Regions from separate parts of the Homo sapiens genome. Here region 1 is linked to region 2. The links are chromatin contacts, found by Hi-C or POLR2A ChIA-PET in ENCODE. All regions are on one chromosome and are shown on one strand. Each heading gives the region's core, a stretch centred on a gene start or an enhancer-like site at or near the end of the contact. The rest is flanking DNA. Distances are from core to core; before and after follow the strand shown. Region 1 overlaps PRKAG2 (protein kinase AMP-activated non-catalytic subunit gamma 2). Region 2 overlaps NUB1 (negative regulator of ubiquitin like proteins 1).

Region 1 (5,778 bases), core at 3,081-5,580, 190 kb before region 2:
GACTGTTTTCAGACCTTTGTCTGAAGGATTTTAAATGCTGTATGTCATTAAAGTGCACTGTGTCCTGAAGTTTTCATTATTTTTCATTTCAAAGAATTCACTGGTATGGAACAGGTGATGTGGCATAAGGTGAGTGCACGGTATGTTCAGATCACAGTGCCTTATGTCCGAATACAGCAATATGTCACCGCCGCAGCCGGGGCGCACGCGTGTGAAACAACACCGAGCTTGAATGTGGAAGTCTTTGAACCTTTTACCAAATCAGTTTGTTTTCTTTAGATTTGTCAAAAAGTTGTAATTTGAATATAAATAATTACTTTAAAATTGTAATGACACTTTTACACGTAAGTGTTTTGTTCTGGGCTACCGTGTCAACGAGGCTGCTTTACAACAGCTTTATTTATTTTTACTTTCATGCAATTTTTTTACACATCTTTTGGTGGAGTAAACTTCACCACATCCATGAATAAACTCTCAGTTATTTTGAAATGGCAAATTTCTCATTATTTAAGTTTGGATCTGGAAAGGACATGACTTCTGAAATAGCCGCTGCTGGGTTTTAAAAGCTGAGGTCTCTCAAAGTGTGGAGGAGACGTTGCCGTCAGGCGGGAGCCAAGTGCCGGGAAGATGTCTATTTTTTTTCTTGTGTATTGAAATGTAAAATCATGATGTTTGTTATGACTGCTGATGCGATTGTTTTTGTAAATTTTATTGTGGCATATACAGTATTGTCATACAGTTGAAGAGAAACAATGTTTCCTAATGTAAGTGCTCTGAAAATGTTGACACTGTATATATATATATGAGGATAGTTTGTTTTTTTTTTGTTTTGGGTTTTTTTTTTTCAGATTGAAAAATTAAAATAGATCCTACTATCTACCATTTTGTTAAAGAAGTTATTTAAAATGCCTTATATTTCAACACCTATCGATTAAAATTCTACATGCAGTTTTCCACTTAGCTATTTCTCCCCAAATAAAGAAGTACATGAATTTCATCTCTTTTCCGGTATCAGGAAAAAAAGTCAGGGTTTAATTCATAAACTCTCTCTCTCCACTATTAAGTATGAATATATGTATTTATTATTTTTATTTTATTTTATTTTATTTATTTTTTTGAGACAGAGTCTTGCTCTGTCGCCCAGGCTGAAGTGCAGTGGCGTGATCTCTGCTCACTGCAACCTCCACCTCCTGGGTTCAAGCGATTCTTCTGCCTCAGACTCCCAAGCAGCTGGGATCACAGGCATGCACCACCACGCCCAGCTAATTTTTGTGTGTGTGTGTATTTTTAGTAGATACGGGGTTTCACCACGTTGGCCAGGCTGATCTCAAATTTCTGACTTCAGGCGATCCACCTGCCTCAGCCTACCAGAGTGCTGGGATTACAGGCGTGAGCCACCGTGCCTGGCTGAGTATGAATATATTTAATTTAAAATTGCCACACAGGTTTTTTGCATGGGTGCTAAGGTATCAAGTTTTTCATTTCCTAGTAGTCCAAATATGAGAGGGAGAGCAAATGTGTATGTTTTCCCCATAGAAACAATAGTGGTTGTGATTTAAGCTAATGGTAATATTTGGGAGAAAGGAAAAAGTCACAAAGCTGCCAAAACAACACAATTTTGAAACTCAGAGAATTTATCAATCTGCTCCTTGTTTGTGTACCCAACACATGAGTGTCTGCAGAGTACATATCTACATACAGGTGACGTGGCACATATATAGGTACAGTCGTGGGCCATGTACAGATGCTTCAGTCAAGGACAGACTGCATATATCACAGTGGCCCCATGAGAGTATCACAGCAGCATTTTGCTGTACCTTTTCTATGTTTACATGCACAAATACCATTGTGTTACAGTTGTCTACAGTAACATGCTGTACAGTTTGGTAGCCTAGGAGCCATAGGCCATACCTATAACCCAGGCATGTAGTGGGCTGCACCATCTAGGATTGTGTAAGTACACTCTATGATGTTCACACAAAGATGAAATCACCTAGGCCAGGCGCAGTGGCTCACACCTGTAATCCCAGCACTTTGGGAGGCCGCGGCAGGTGGATCATCTGAGGTCAGGAGTTCGAGACCAGCCTGGCCAACATGGCAAAACCCCGTCTCTACTAAAAATACAAAACTTAGCCAGGCGTGGCGGCGGGCACCTGTAATCCCAGCTACTCGGGAGGCTGAGGCAGGAGAATCACTTGAACCCAGGAGAAGGAGGTTGCAGTGAGCCTAGATCGCACCACTGCACTCCAGCCTGGGTGACAGAGCGAGACTCCAGCTCAAAAAAGAAAAGATGAAATCACCTAACAACACATTTCTCAATGCATTCTCATGGGTAAGCAACACATAACTATAGGTCACCACGTGTATAGTTATATAGATGATGTGGCATATATCTAGGTGTGTAGGTGACATAGCATATTTTTGCTTTAGAAAAGGGTTTCGGGGCATGTAGAAAGGTACTCGCGATTCCTATTCCTATTCCCGCGAGGCTCGTTCAGCAGAGCTTGGTCTCCCTCAGGCATGCTTGTTCCAGGCTCCTGAGTTGTGCCAGGCACGGCACGGCTCACAACAGGCCTCTCACTGAGGCTTGGCCTTGGAGCAGCCTCTTCCTGTTGTCAGGCTACAACTAACAAAGGCCTGGTACCCTCTTCCAGCGAAGGGTTGGCATTTGTTCCTAGCAAATGGTGAAGGCGTGGCTGTGGTGAGCGTGCTGCTCCTGCTCAGTGCCTTTGTAGGAATAAGGGAAAGTGGCCCTGAATGAGGCCAAGTCTAGTTAAAGGCCACACATTGGTAAATATGTATTGAAGGAGAGATTTGAAGGGAATAAGTCTTAAGTGGTTCTAGATAGAGAAACCCTTGCTGGGTGACCCCCAGGTGTCTGCCCTGACCTCGTCATGGTGAGGCTCAGAGGGACCCCGTGGGCGCTGGCTGCCTGTGCTGTCCCACCCCCGCCTTGAGGCGGAGCTGAGGGCACTTGAGAGGATTGTCCTGAATGTCACCTGGGTGGTGGATAAGGGCAGGTGCATGTCACAAATCAAGGATGTTGGTTCTGTTTCGCATTCTAATCTCTAAGAAGAGTTTATGATGTAAATGTATTGAACTGATAGAATTTCTTAGAACATTTCTTAGGAAGGTTTAGTCTTCTAAACTCAGGGAAGCGGACGGTCTTCGCGGCCAGGGGAGATTCTGTTCCCCAGGGGGGCATTTGGCAATGTGGAAACATCTTCGGTTGTCACAGCTTGGGGTGGGGAGAGGGGACTGCGATGGGCCAGGCCCTGCTCCTCTGCCTGCACCCAGGCCCCCTAGCTCACTCATTCAAGCCACCTCCTGGGCCTCACAGGCATTGGAGGGCGAAAGGCTTTGGATGGGAGCTGCCCCTGGCACACAGCAGTGGGCTCTCAGCCGGGCTGACGCTGCTCTCAGATCAGCTTCCTTCCTTTCCTGCTGTCCCCGTCCTCACCTGTGCCCTTTGGGCCAATGGGGAAGAAGTGGCCGGAGCCGGGCCCTGCACTTGTGGCCGACTTGCCTGAGCTGCAGAGAGCAGAGGAGACACGGAGCGTGCGATGGAGTCTGCGGGGCTCAGGCGCGAAGGCCCAGGAAGGAGGAGCAAAGCTCCCACAGTGGCCTCACTTACCCGCCAGGCAAGGGGAGAGGGTGGCAGTCGAGGAGCCCTCACCTCTGTCTACAGCCCTGCCCCTGGGCACCTCACTCCTGTTTCCAACACAGCCTCCTTCACCTCTGCTCCTGCACACACAAAGCAGAAAAGCTGGAAACCACCTCGTTTTCTGTGCATTTTTAAATCCTCCTCCCCACCCCTTTGAAAAGATCTCCTAAGAGGGCAGCATTTCCAACAGCTTTGAATGCATTCGAGTTGTAAGCCCTAAGAGGTGTCCCTTCCGAATTATGGCCACTATGCCTGGCTGCATTTTTAAACCAAAAATCGAATCACTTCAGTGCTGGGAAACCCTCGCTGCCTAGAGAATCCAGCCTTATCTCCTGAGCTGGGAGATGGAGGCCCTCACTGGCCTCTGCCCACACTGATGCACTTCCCTGCACTCCAGAAGGGTCCCCAGCTTCCACACCTGCCTGCCTGCACCATATCTCCAGATTCTCCATCTAGAGCAATTCTGCTCATCTCTCAAGATCTGAATCAAATATGACTTCTGCTGTGACTCTCCCTCCCCAGCAAACAGATGCCCCCTCCCTCTGTGCTGCACAAGACCCGCCACACACACAGCTGTATTTGTTGTAAGTCACCGTCCCTACCCTACCCTCACTCCCTCCTGGCCAGCGGAGAGCAGTGGTTGAAAGCGGCTGGCATCTGCAGTCAGAGGAGGGTTTGCTGCCCGGCACTGCTGTCACTGCCAGGAAGCTGTTGTGCAATCCCTTACCTTGTTTAGACTGGTTTTTCTCACCTGGCAAGTTGTTTATAGGCAACAGCACTTTGCAGGCTCTAAAGGACCATGTAAATGTTAGTAGCAGTTGTTGTTGACACAGTGGTCCCCTGAGTCCTTTGAGGAGGGTGACCTGTTCATCTCGATGCTCTGAGCTCTGGCAAGGATCCGGCATGTGGCAGGTGCTCAACTGATGTCTGTTCAGAGTCTGGACAGTGGCTGGTGAAAGCCAGCACGTCTATGTGGATCGTGGCGCTGGTGCAGCGTCCCCATCCCACAAAGTTTTTCCCTCTAGATTGCCAGTTGACTATTAAGTTAGAGAGATGCCACATAATCTGCAGTGTTACAGACAAATCCAGAGGTGGCCAAGTGCGCAGACCAACCGCGCACAAAGAATACGACTTAGCCATGTGTGGAGAGAGCTCCTCTTGCCTTTTAGGAGAACGGAGGAAAGTGTCCCAGTGCCTGCTCAGAAAGAAAAACAAGGCTGGCTCCAGGAGCCAGAAGTACAAAAGACTGCCCCTCACCTCCACTGAGGGAGAGATTTGATGAGCTCATTCCTGAGCCTCTTGAAATCCAGACCCACGATTCCCTGATTTTTACTGTTTTAGGGGCCAGATGCTGTGACTCATACCTCTAATCCCAGCACTTTGGGAGACCAAGGGAGGAGGATCATTTCAAGCCAGGAGTTCAAGACCAGCCTAGACAACACAGTGAGACCCATCTCTACAAAAATAAAAAATTAACTGGCGTAGTGATATGTGCCTGTGGTCCCAGCCACGCCGGAGTCGGAGGTGGGAGGATCAGTTGAGCCCAAGAAGATCAGTGCTGCAGTGAGCCGAGATGGCGCCACGGCACTCCAGTCTGGGTGACAGAGCAAGATCCTGTCTTTAAAAAAAAAAAAAAAAAAAAGGCTGGGCGTGGTGGCTAACGCCTGTAATCCCAACACTTTGGGAGGCCGAGGCAGGCGAACATTTGAGGTCAGGAGTTTGGGACCAGCCTGGCCAACATGGTGAAACACTGTCTCTACTAAAAATACAAAAATTAGCTGGGCATGGTGGCACACACCTGTAATCCGAGCTACTAGGGAGGCTGAGGCTGATGCAGGAGAATCATTTGAACCTGGGAGGCAGAGGTTGCAGTGAGTCGAGATCTTGCCACTGCACTCCAGCCTGGGCAACAGAGCAAGATTCCGTCTCTAAATAAATAAATACATAATTTGATTTAATTTAATTAAGTACTGCTTTAGGACCAGCCCCTGGGATAAGTCCTAATCAGAAGTGTCCAGTGGAAAGAGGAGAAGGTGGTACCCCTGGTTCAGAGGAGTCTTTCAAATACAGGCACCAGCCACCTGGCCTGCAATGAGGGGGCTCTCATGAGGCTC
Region 2 (5,798 bases), core at 442-2,941:
CTTCTGGGAATGTTTTTTAAAAGGAGGTGAAAATTGGTTACAACTTTACTTTTCTTACCTTGTTAAGATACTCATAAGCCTCTACATCATTTCCACTGTGATAGTTTCGGATCCCTTGAAGTAAGTAGAGTCTTAGAAACAGTACCTTCTCTTTCCCACAATTTCCCTAAAATTATTGAAGAAAAAAAGGATAAAATTGCCTTATTTCTAATTACAGGTCTATAATACTCATCTCTGTCATTCCCTTGGTCTCCAGAGGGGCAACATGATAGGTATTAAAATGTCCATGGCTTCACTATGACTGACGGCAAAAGTGAAGCCCCCTCTTCCCCATCCCCTGTGGTATGATAACATTCCTCATGCCACACAGGAGAGTCAGTGTCAGGGCACCAGCCTCCAGACATGCAGCACAGTGGCCCTTCTGGTCAGCAGAGAAGTATGCAGAAATCCAAACCAGGTATCAGAGAGTCTGCATCAGCAGGATTTTGATGACTTGGGGAAATCAGAAAAATCCTTACTCGAGCCACAGCTCTTGAGCTGTGACTCATTCACGTAAACCATTACTGCTGAAATGTCTATTTTCTGCATTTACATCTTGCAAATTAGACTCTACCGATATAAAGAAGTCAGCAGCTCTCTCCTGGTCAGGGTGATCACTGATGGGGTTCTATGACTAGCAAACCATGTTCCTTTGGGCTAAATGCTCACACGCTAAGTAAGAGAGACAGCCAGATTTGTAAAACATTGAACACTTTATAAATATATAGTTTAAAAAGACTATACTGCATACTACTATCAAAATGAAATTACCTTCTGGCAGTAGTTCAAATACTTTAACAGGAATAAACACAAATGCTAGAAATGGACTCAACGAGACATAAGATGAATTCCAGGAACATACTTTTATGTGGACCAGTCTCTGATGATTTTCTCCGTAACAATTTTTAAAGCATTTCTGGGCCAAGTTTAATTTTTTTTCTGCATCATCAAGGCATTCCAGCTGTTCCAGGCGGAAGTAACACCACACTATATCCAGCTGGAGGACGGCGTAGTTATCCACTGTGTCCAGCAGCTCTCTGCAACACTCACTGGAAAGAGAAGGACAGTGACATCACTGCCAAGCAGCATTTGAAACATTTTTAGCATTTGAAACCTTTTTGTGAATGACTGGAATTCTTTCCCCGTTCTTGGTATATATTCAAAGGCTGACTGCTCTAAAAGAGAGATCCTAATGTTTAGGAAGGGAGCTGTGTTTATAATCTCATCCTTCTAATGGGGGAAAGAAAGAGAAATCAGAAATCAGGGCTTAGGAATCAAAGCTTACCACCACTTGCCCCAGGACACACATGCAGCCCCTTGATAGGAAGCAGAACCCAGGGCCACTGTTTCAGAGGCCCTCAGCAAATACGGGGAAGACCATGCTTTAAAGCTGTGACTTCCAATCCTGACTGCAAATCAGCATCACCTGGGCCAGAGCAACGTTCTTTCTTTCTTTCTTTCTTTCTTTAAGAATCATTGATCCCACCCAGACCAAACATAACAGAAATTTCTGGGGGTTGGGCCTGGTGGTTATACTGCCAGAGTCTCCCCAGCTGATTCTAGTGTACAGCCAGGGCTGAACACCACTTCTTTAAAGACACCAAAAAAATCCCTACGTACTATGAATGCCTCAGCTGATGACGGCTCTGACAAGGCATTCATGTTCAATCATATTCAAGCTGGGGGAAAAACAATCCAGAAAGCACCAGGCTCTAACGGCCCAGCTGATTTCTGAGGGCCTGTGTGCAGGCAAAATTTGACTCCGTATTCGTGGCAGCAGGCTGAACCCAGGCGCAGCAAAGGGAAGAAAGACAGCAACAGAAGTCAGTGTGCTCCAGGAGGAGCACTGACAAAGACAGCCATCAAGGTGACTAATTTTAAGTTATGATTACATTAAAAATTCCTAATGCCAATCTAGGTCTCAAGTCTTCAATAAGAACATTTGGAACCACACATTGTATATGAACAAGGTTTTCTCTCTTTATGTTCATTGGTGTTCTACTAAAAATAAGAATGCTCTTGTATAAAACTACAAAATCCACATGGCCTCAAGCTTCCTGTCCTGCCTATCAAAATATGCATGGAATAAAAAAAAAAGGACTTTAATTTTGTCATTTACTCTTTAAAACAGTAGTCTCCTAAAGAGGGCCCATGTACACAGTCCAGTTGTGGGTGCGGCAAGAAAAATGTATCACAGCAGTATTTTTATATTTATTTTCATCTCTCTCAACATTTCTAATTTCGTGAATGTTTGAGAACACATACACCATGTTTTACACACGTGTGCACGCAGACACACAGATGTGGAGCTGGGTGAGGGGTGCTTTCTCCAAATCTACGGCTCAGCCTGAGAACCTGCCTTTGAGAGAAACAGCAGCGCTTTGTGGATTGTGGTCTGATCTCACAGTCGTGTTGAGATTTCCTGCCTCTAGGCACATTCTGGTCCCAGTGACAGAAGACTCTCCTGCCACTCGCAGGAAAGCAATGGGCATGTGGCCGAACTTCTCCATCTCCTGCATGTTGCTTTAACAGGCTCGTTCATGTTTTACTAAGCATCAAGAGCGTGGGCAGAAATGGCCTCATGTCAGTTAAAAATAAAATCAATATGCACTTATCTCAAGTTTGACCCAGGAGTGAGTATTTATTTGTGCAGCCAAAAAAAAAAAAAAGAGAGAGAAGAAAACCAACAAAATGAACAAACACACAAAAAACCCAAAGCAGAGGTCTCATATTAGAGGGGTACATGTCATCCTTTTAGTTTTGAGAAATCAACACTTATTATTATATATAAAACTATATTTAAACCTGATCATTTGCTTGGGGCAAAGTGGTTTCTTAAAGCCTGGTATAAATTGCATTTAGAAGGCTGGGTGTGGTGGCTCACACCTGTAATCTCAGCACTTTGGGAGGCCGAGGCAGGAAAATCACTTGAACCCAAGAGTTTGAGACCAGCCTGAACAACATAGAGACTCTGTCTCTAAAGAAAAAAAAAAAATTATAAAAATAAAAAATTTCATTTAGAGTGTACTTTTATTAACATTGCTTTGGTTTACAATTTTAGTAGCATTAATATTCAACACTGTTACATTTTCATGCTGACGATATTAAAATAAACGTAAAATATTTATTTAAATAAAATCTACTGAGCCTAGCTTTCAAAAAATTAAATCCTGGCCAGGCACAGTGGCTCACGCTTGTAATCCCAGCACTTTGGGAGGCCGAGGCGGGCAGATCACCTGAGGTCAGAGGGTCAAGACCAGCCTGGCCAACATGGTGAAACCCCATTTCTACAAAAATTAGCGGGGCATGATGGCGGGTGCCTGTAATCCCAGCTACTCGGGAGGCTGAGGTGGGAGAATTGCTTGAACCCAGGAGGCGGAGGTTGCAGTGAGCCGAGATCGTGCCATTGCACTCCAGCGTGGGCGACAGAGCGAGACTCCGTCTCAAAAACAACAACAACAAAAATTAAATCCCATTTGAGCTTAAGTCGGTTATTTAACAGAAATTTATTATGTTTGTCTTACAGTTTTTTTGTTTTTTTTTTTGTTTTTTTTTGTTTTTGTTTTTGAGACGGAGTCTCGCTCTCTCCTCCAGGCTGGAGTGCAGTGGTGCAATCTCGGCTCACTGCAAGCTTCGCCTCCCGGGTTCCTGCCATTCTCCTGCCTCAGCCTCTCAAGTAGCTGGGACTACAGGCGCCTGCCACCATGCCCGGCTAATTTTTTGTATTTTTAGTAGAGACGGGGTTTCGCCCTGTTAGCCAGGATGGTCTGATCTCCTGACCTCGTGATCTGCCTGCCTCGGCCTCCCATAGTGTTGGGATTACAGGCGTGAGCCACCGCGCCCGGCCAGGCTTACCTTTCTTGAAATTAATATTTATTTAACATAAAAATTTTAGGCCAGGCGCGGTGGCTCACACCTGTAATCCCAGCACTTTGGGAGGCTGAGGCGGACGGATCACCTGACGTCAGGAGTTCAAGACCATCCTGGCCAACATAGTGAAACCCCGTCTCTACTAAAAATACAAAAACTAGTCGGGAGTGGTAGTGGGCACCTGTAATCCCAGCTACTTGAGAGGCTGAGGCAGGAGAATCGCTTGAACCCAGGAGGCAGAGGTTACAGTGGGCGGAGATTGCAGTAAACTAAGATTGCGTCACTGCACTACAGCCTGGGCGACAGAGTGAGACTCCGTCTGAAAAAATAAAATAAAAAAATAAGCCAAACTTACCTAACTTTTTTCAAGAAAGGTTAGCTAAAAAGTCATTTTCAATTTTATTACTGGTTTTAGGGAATTGGATTATAGTGTGCTGTAGTGTAGTTTTTTTCTGATATTTCTTGTACTTGGGGTCATTAAAGTCATTGCATCTGGGGGTTTATAGTTTTCATCAAACTGGGAAAAATTAATGGCCATTTTTTTCTTCAAGTATTGTTTCTGTCCCACATGTCTGCCTTTCCAGGGACTCCAATTACATGCATTTTAGGCCGCCTGAAATTGTGCCACAGCTTGCAGATGCTCTGTTCATTTTTTTTTTTTTTTAGCCTTTTCTCTGTTTTTTCAGATAGTTTCTATTGCCTTATGTAACATTTAACTAATCTTCTCTTCTATAGTGTCTATTCTGCAGTTCATCCCACCTAATGTACTTTTCATCTTGGATGTTGTACTTTTCATCTCTTACATTCTAATGTGGGTCTTTTGAATGTCTCCCATGTCTTTATCTGACATGTTCAGTTGTTCCTCTGCCTTCTTCAGCAGATGGATTACAGTCACTGTTTTAATGTCCTTGTCTACTAATTCTATCTTCTGTGTCACTTCTGGATCTGTTGCTACTGACTGATTTTTTTGCTTGTTATAGGTTACATTTGCTTGTTTCTTTGCATGCCTGCTAATTTTTCAGTGGATGCTGGATATTTTTGAATTGCTAAATTATTGAGTTTTGTTAGGGATGCACTTATTTGAAAACGGTAAGTTAAGGGTACTGTTCAGGAGTAGCTTTTAAGCTTTGTTAAGTGAAACCAAATTATGCCCTAGTGCTGAGGCAACACCCTTCTGAAGACTCTATTTGACGCCCTGTGACTACCAAATCCTCCACTCTGGCTGGTGGGAACATAAACTATTCCTGGCCTTCTATGAACTCGGAGGATTATTCCCTGCTTCTTTCATGTGGTACCTTGCCCAGCCCTGGGCGGTTTCCTCACACACATGTGCTGATCATTACTGAGCAGAAGACTCAAAAGGGCTCCTCTGAAGCTCTCTGACACCCTCTCTCTGGCAGCTTGCTCCTCTCACCTCCTTGGCCTCCTGCAAGCCCAGCTCCATCTCTTTAACTCCAGGGAGCACAAGGCTCTGCCTGGGTTTGCCCTCCCTGCCCCGTAACCTGAAACTTCTCCAGACACTGAGCTCCCCTCATGTTTCCCTACCTCAGGGTCACCGTTCTGCACTGCCAGGAAGTCACTGTTTCATACAATTTGGGGAAAGAAACTATTCTTGGTCATACTACATACCATACTCCAAGACATATGGTAGGAAGTTGTGACAAAACTTCTAGCTTACTTGGAGAAGTAAGGGGGAAAAGTCAAATGGAAAAGGAAATGGAAAAACTGAAGTTTCCTCCATCTGCATTCTATTTGGCTTACATTACTGCTGATTTCCTTTATGAAAAGAGAGAAATCACACACACACAAAAATATGCTAACAAGTTGGCCAGGATAAATAGATGCCCAGGATAAATAGATGCCCAGGAAAAAAAAAACTTTCTCTACTT

The links. Hi-C counts contacts between places; a loop is a spot of excess contacts on that map. ChIA-PET counts read pairs that join two places held with the same protein, here RNA polymerase II (POLR2A). Pooled maps may share reads with other maps.
Region 1: a map of PC-9 shows a loop between it and region 2 (3-fold over the local background). The contact joins two enhancer-like sites. A Hi-C loop is called at or near these places in 2 of 168 maps with a recorded cell type or tissue (PC-9 and heart left ventricle) and 7 of 50 pooled maps. POLR2A ChIA-PET finds 5 or more read pairs at or near these places in 3 of 52 experiments (Caco-2, PC-9 and activated B cell).

The regions. Positions count from the first base shown.
Region 1 is chr7:151,551,228-151,557,005 of GRCh38, reverse strand. It overlaps PRKAG2 (protein kinase AMP-activated non-catalytic subunit gamma 2), which reads left to right. Exons shown (of 16, transcript NM_016203.4): 16 at 1-879. Among named protein-coding and RNA genes, the nearest start is that of RHEB, 34 kb to the right of the region's middle. Within about 2 kb of position 4,330, at least 7 of the 41 ENCODE cell types and tissues checked have a DNase peak (open chromatin) inside an H3K27ac peak, as active enhancers do.
Region 2 is chr7:151,362,229-151,368,026 of GRCh38, reverse strand. It overlaps NUB1 (negative regulator of ubiquitin like proteins 1), which reads right to left. Exons shown (of 15, transcript NM_001243351.2): 9 at 902-1,088; 10 at 59-166. Among named protein-coding and RNA genes, the nearest start is that of NUB1, 23 kb to the right of the region's middle. Within about 2 kb of position 1,691, at least 3 of the 41 ENCODE cell types and tissues checked have a DNase peak (open chromatin) inside an H3K27ac peak, as active enhancers do.